Linked DNA regions of Homo sapiens: region 1 is linked to region 2. The links are chromatin loops, found by intact Hi-C in ENCODE. Cell type or tissue: K562. All regions are shown on one strand. Each heading gives the region's core, and the rest is flanking DNA. Links, peaks and the distances in the headings are about the cores only. Region 1 overlaps VRK3 (VRK serine/threonine kinase 3). Region 2 has its middle 4.9 kb from the start of MIR4751.

Region 1 (2,908 bases), core at 244-2,743, 49 kb before region 2:
CGCTATAGCTGTCTCCCCACTAGGCTGTCACGGGCTGGGACCCGACGAGATCCTGGTCTGGGTTTTCAGAAGTGAGCTGGGCCTGGCACACGGGTGCTGAGGCTTGATTGAATGAGTGCATGAATGAAAGAGGAGTGGATGAGGGTGACCTGGTAAAAGGGGCTGAGAGAATGGTTGAGTGAGAGAGAGAATGAGTCAGCTTCTGCCTACTCATGAAAGTGAATGAGCGGAGGAGACAGCCCATATGGCTGGAAGGCTGGGTGTATGAGTGTGTGGTTGAGTCAGTGAGAGAGAGGGGAAGGAAGGGGGGTGGACCCACCAGTGAGTGGAGCGTCCAGACTTGAGCTGCCACCTTTACTCCTCCTTCCCCAGGGCCCTCCCGCCGCAGCGACCTCCAGAGCCTGGGCTACTGCATGCTGAAGTGGCTCTACGGGTTTCTGCCATGGACAAATTGCCTTCCCAACACTGAGGACATCATGAAGCAAAAACAGAAGTGAGTCTAGGGGTCAGCAGAACCCCTGCAGGTGGTCAGCAGAACCCCTGCAGGTGGACAGAAGCCCAGAGCCCAACTGGGAGCAGGAGGGAAGGGGAGGTGGCATCCAGCAGAGCCCAAGTCCTCTGAGCCGCACAGGCATGTGCTGCAGTGTCCACACAGCAGGCGAGGCAGGTGTTCCGGAGCCACACTGCCTGGGCTCAGACTCTGGCACCACCACTGTGGGGTGTTAACGTCTGCGAGCCTCAGTGTCCTGCTCCATGAGATGGTCTCCTACTAGCTACTACCTTATGGGACTGCAAAGAGTTCAGGGAAGTCAGGTGCACACAGCACTTAGCACAGGGGCTGGCTCAGAGAAAATGCTCATTGTGGCCGGGCGCGGTGGCTCACGCCTGTAATCCCAGCACTTTGGGAGGCAGAGGCGGGCGGATCACGAGGTCAGGAGATCGAGACCATCCTGACTAACACAGTGAAACCCCGTCTCTACTAAAAATACAAAAAATTAGCCAGGCATGGTGGCGGGCGCCTGTAGTCCCAGCTACTTGGGAGGCTGAGGCAGGAGAATGGCGTGAACCTGGGAGTGGGAGCTTGCAGTGAGCCAAGATTGCACCACTGCACTCCAGCCTGGGCGACAGAGCGAGACTCCGTCTCAAAAAAAAAAAAAAAAAAAAGCTCATTGTGTGTGGGAAACTATGACTCATTCATCACAAACATGCAGGCAATCTGAGCAGGATAGGCCCAGGCCCTGCCTCAGCACTGGTAGCACCACCTATGCAGTGTCCACACTGCCAGATCAGTGCCTTCACCTCTGTGTAAACCACCAGGTCTTACCAGTGCTGGTTTAAACATTCAGCACCAAAGCCGGTGGACAGCGGAACATATGAGGAAGTTCTGGGGTGAGATTGAACACTAAGGGCATTGAGCAGCTGGACACAGAGGGAGCACTAGGGGTATGGGTTCAGCACTAGGGACAGCAGGCAGCTGGGCACAAAAGGGAGGCACTAAGGTGTGTGTTCAGCACCAAGAACAGCAGGCAGCGGGACACAAAAGGGAAGTGCTAGGGATGTGGGTTCAGCACCAGGGACAGCGGAGCACAAAAGGGAAGCGCTGTGGGTATGAGTTCAGCACCAAGGACAGTGGGCAGCTGATCCTAGCGGGCGTGCTAGGCATGCACTTCAGACATGAATATCAGTTGCCCAGGCCGGGCACGGTGGTTCACGCCTTAATCCCAGCACTTTGGGAGGCCAAGGCAGATGGATCTCGAGGTCAGCAGTTCGAGACCAGCCTGGCCAACATAGTGAAACTCTGTCTCTACTGAAAATAACAAAAATTAGCCGAAGCAGTGGTGGGCACCTGTAATCCCTGCTGAGGCAGGAAAATTGCTTGAACCCGGGAGGTGGAGGTTGCAGTGAGCCGAGCTCTCGCCACTGCATTCCAGCCTGGGTGACAAAGCAAGACTCCGTCTTGGACTTGTTGCCCAAGTCATCTGGGAGGCAGCTGGCCATCTACGTCTGAAGTGCAGGAGTGAAGTCTAAAGGGAGACTCAGACCCCGGGAATATCTCCGGAGCCATCAGCTGAAGCCCCAGGAGAGGATGAGATTATCTGGGAAGGCATATAGAGTGGGAAGAGGGTGAACCCTCCAGTAAATGGCGTTGAGTCCCTCATGTTTCCCTGTCCTTAGTGTGCCGTGAAGTCCTTCCCAGTCCTTCCCTCACATGAAGCCTTTCTCGTTTTATTTTACTCCCTTCGTGTCTCCCAACTTCCTTCTCTCAACCATGGACAGCTGCTCAAGCACACTTAACATGTGTTCTGATGTGTTCACTTAGATGTATTTGTACCCTCAAAATCGCATGCTGGCCGTGGTGCTGTGTGTGATTTGCGTAAGTGATGTTCCACTCTGCGTCTCATCTGTCTCTGGCTCTCTTCAGCTTTAACCCTATCCCTACATGTGGACCGAGTTCACTGCTTCTGACTCCGGCTTCTAAATCAATTTTCTATAGACATGTCTGTGTCCTTAAACTATATATGGTGGTACTGTGTGTTAATTTGTATAAATGGCACTATGCTCTAAACCTCATGCTGTTTCTTGCCTTCTTTCACTCAATGTTATGTTTTTAACTTTAACTATACACCTAGTTCACTACTTCTGAATACTCCTAAATGTGTTAGTTTAGATGCATCTGTGTCCTTAAAAACTCTATGATGTTCTTGGGTATGTGTTTAATTGGCATAAGTGGCACCATGCCCAGAATTTCATCCTCCTTCAGAGAAGGGGATGTGTGTCGTCATTTTGACTTCCTTCTACTGACTGTTCAAAGCTAACATTTATTATACACTTGTCTGTGCCAGGCACTGCCCCTGGTGCTTCCCCTGCATCCTCACAACTGCTCTGAGCTGCGTGCTCTCGTGATCTG
Region 2 (2,908 bases), core at 219-2,718:
TTTTTATTTTTGTTAAGACAGAGTCTTGCTCTGTCACCCAGGCTAGCATGCAATGGCACAATCTTGGTTCACTGCAACCTCTGCCCCCTGGGTTCAAGTGATTCTCCTACTTCAGCCTCCCAAGTAGCTGGGATTACAGGCATACACCACCACACCCAGCTAATTTTTGTATTGTTTGTAGAGACAGGGTTTCGCCATGTTGCCCAAGATGGTCTCGAAATCCTGGACTCAAGTGATCCTCCCACCTTGGCCTCCCAAAGTGCTGGGATTACAGGCGTGAGCCACCGCGCCCGGCCTCCTTCACTTGCTTTCACTTTACTCTGCTGGCTCACTCTTGAATTCTTTTCTGCACGAAGCCAACAACTCATGTGGCCTCCCAGGCTGAATCCCAATTTGGGGGTTCACCCTGTGACATTACAGTGACTTATTTATTTAATCTAGCTATTCTCCTGACCCAGGCAGAAACAGAGTTTCATTCGAGTCCCAGCACTGATGCCAACAGGGGGCCAATGTCCTCTGCGGGAGGATTTCACTCGGGGCTTGAGCAGCTATCCCAAGGGAGCTGGCTCCACTTCCACCCCAAGCAAGCAAGCACAAGGCCGAGGGAAGGCCATCTGGGCTGGGAGTCAGACCACTGGACTCAACTTGGAGATCTTCCTGCAGAAAAAAAAAAAAAAAATGTGGGCTTGGTGATTCACTACCCTGTTCTTGTCCTTGGTTTTCTCTTCTGTAAAATAAGAAATTTTTTTTGAGACAGGGTCTCACTCTGTCACCCAGGCTGGAGTGCAGTGGTGTGATCTCATCTCACTGCAACCTCCGCCTCCCGGGTTCAAGCGATTCTCCTGCCTCAGCCTCCTGAATAGCTGGGATTACAGGCGCATGCCACCACGCCTGGCTAATTTTTGTATTTTTAGTAGAGACGGGGTTTCACCATGTTGGCCAGGCTGGTCTCGAACTCCTGACCTTAGGTGATCCGCCCGCCTCGGCCTCCCGAAGTGCTGGGATTACAGGTGTGAGTGACTGCGCCCAGCCTAAAATGGGAATTTTTAACAACGGGTTCGACAAACATGCACCATCCCTTCTGAGCGCTTTGCATGTATTAACTTACGCAATGCCCGGAACCCTATGAAGTGGCTGCTGTTATCACTGCCATTTTATAGTGGAGGGAACCAAGGCACAGCGAGGCCAAGCACTATTCCCAAGGTCACACAGCCAGCAGGTGGCCGGGCGGGGCTCTATCCCGTGCTGTCAGGCACCAGAGAGACTCGGCTCTTCGGCCCCAGGCCGGAGCCTCCCTGCACTGACGGGATCGCGAATGGGGTTTGTGTGTGTCCTCCCCACTGGGATGCGAGCTCCGGGGGCGGGGACCCCTTCTGGCGCGGGAGGCATTTAATGAGCTCTCTGGAGAAAGAGAGTCTTAGGAGAGCCAATTCCCTTCTTAGCCGCCTAAAACCCCCTGCAGGGGTCTGCTTTGTGAACTGTATTCGAAGTCAGGGCTTCTAGTCCCCGTAAACCGACCAGAAGGAAATCACCGGCTTGGACGGTCTGAGTCTGGGATGGAGCAAAACCCACTCCCGGCGGGGTACGCGCGCCACCTGGCGGCAGACTCCTGCTAAGACAAACTCCGCCCAGAGGCCAGAAATGATTGGTTTTGGAAGCGTGGGGTCTGCAAACCGGCTATTGTCTGAAAATCAGTATGTCAAGCTGGGGGGAGCCTACCAGTGGCTTTCAAACTTTTCTGACCATGACTCACAGTAAGAAATCATTTCGCGCCCGGCGCGGTGGGTCACACCTATAGTCCCAGCAGTTTGGAAGGCTGAGGTGGGCGGATCACGTGAGGTCAGGAGTCGAGACCAGCCTGGCCAACATGGTGAAACCCCGTCTCTACTAAAAATACAAAAATTATCTGGACTTGGTGGTGTGCACCTGTGGTCCCAGCTACTCAGGAGGCTGAGGCCGGAGAATCGCTTGAACTCGGGAGACAGAGGTTGCAGTGAGCCAAGATCGCGCCACTACACTCCAGCCTGGGCCACAGAGTAAGACTCTGTCTGAAAAAAAAAAAAACAGACTTATACTCATTTCCCCACTTCATGGAATTGCAAGCATTCAATGAATACAAATACAAAACACATCAGAAGGCAGAAGTGGGAAGTAACTGCTTAACGGGGATGAGGTTTTCTTTTGGAGTGATAGAAGTGATTAGGAAAGAGAGGCAGTAGTTGCACAGAACCGCGAATGTACTAAATGCCACTGTTCTATGAAATGTTCCCTGTAAAATGGTTTTCTATTATATGAATTTCACCTCAATTAAAAAAATCATACTTGGTGAGGAGACTTTATTTAGAGACTCAGTCTGGCTATGTCACCCAGACGCAATCATGGCTCACTGCAGCCTTGAGGAAAGAAACTTTATTTGAAAGGATTTTTTTAAGGTGGGAAAGGGACTATTGCTATAAAGGTGAGGACATTGCAATAGGGAGAAGCAAAAGATTTGCAAGTGAGACAAGAATTGGGCAGGTTTTTTTCCTTTTTTTTTTTTTTTGAGACAGAATCTCACTCTGTCGCCAGGCTGCAGTGCAGTGGTGCAATCTCAGCTCACTGTCGTGCCATCATGCACGGCTAATTTGTAATTTTTTTGTAGAGATGGGGTCTTGCTATGTTGCCCAGGCTGCTCTGGAATTCCAGAACTCAAGGGATCCTCCTCAGCCTCCCAAAGTGCTGGCACCACAGGCGCAGGCCATGTGCACAGCCAAAGACTTTTTCTTTTATGGGGAGGAGTAAACAAGGTTAGAAAGAACCAGCTGTGGGAAAATAAGATGCAAGGGCTATTGTACAGGACAATCGACCAGGGAATGTTTTATTCTTCTCAGGAGAGGTGCTTAAGGAGGGGCTGTATTCTGGCTGAGGC

What was found. Hi-C counts contacts between places; a loop is a spot of excess contacts. Peaks named below come from ENCODE experiments on the same cell type or tissue, not always from the same donor. Only the 100,000 strongest peaks of a DNase experiment are listed, where the experiment ranks them.
Region 1: a loop joins it to region 2, with 7 times the contacts of the local background. A loop is called at or near these places in 103 of 110 quality-filtered maps.

What each region holds. Positions count from the first base shown.
Region 1 is chr19:49,985,957-49,988,864 of GRCh38, reverse strand. VRK3 (VRK serine/threonine kinase 3) reads left to right here. Exons shown (of 15, transcript NM_016440.4): 12 at 373-493. Among named protein-coding and RNA genes, the nearest start is that of SIGLEC16, 18 kb to the right of the region's middle. RefSeq lists a silencer at 1,476-1,643. In K562, for the core only: no CTCF peak of the experiment used is centred there; a DNase peak (open chromatin) is centred at 1,444.
Region 2 is chr19:49,936,518-49,939,425 of GRCh38, reverse strand. No RefSeq gene overlaps it. Among named protein-coding and RNA genes, the nearest start is that of MIR4751, 4.9 kb to the right of the region's middle. In K562, for the core only: a CTCF peak has its summit at 1,591 (motif pointing left); a DNase peak (open chromatin) is centred at 1,565; H3K4me3 peaks cover 772 bases.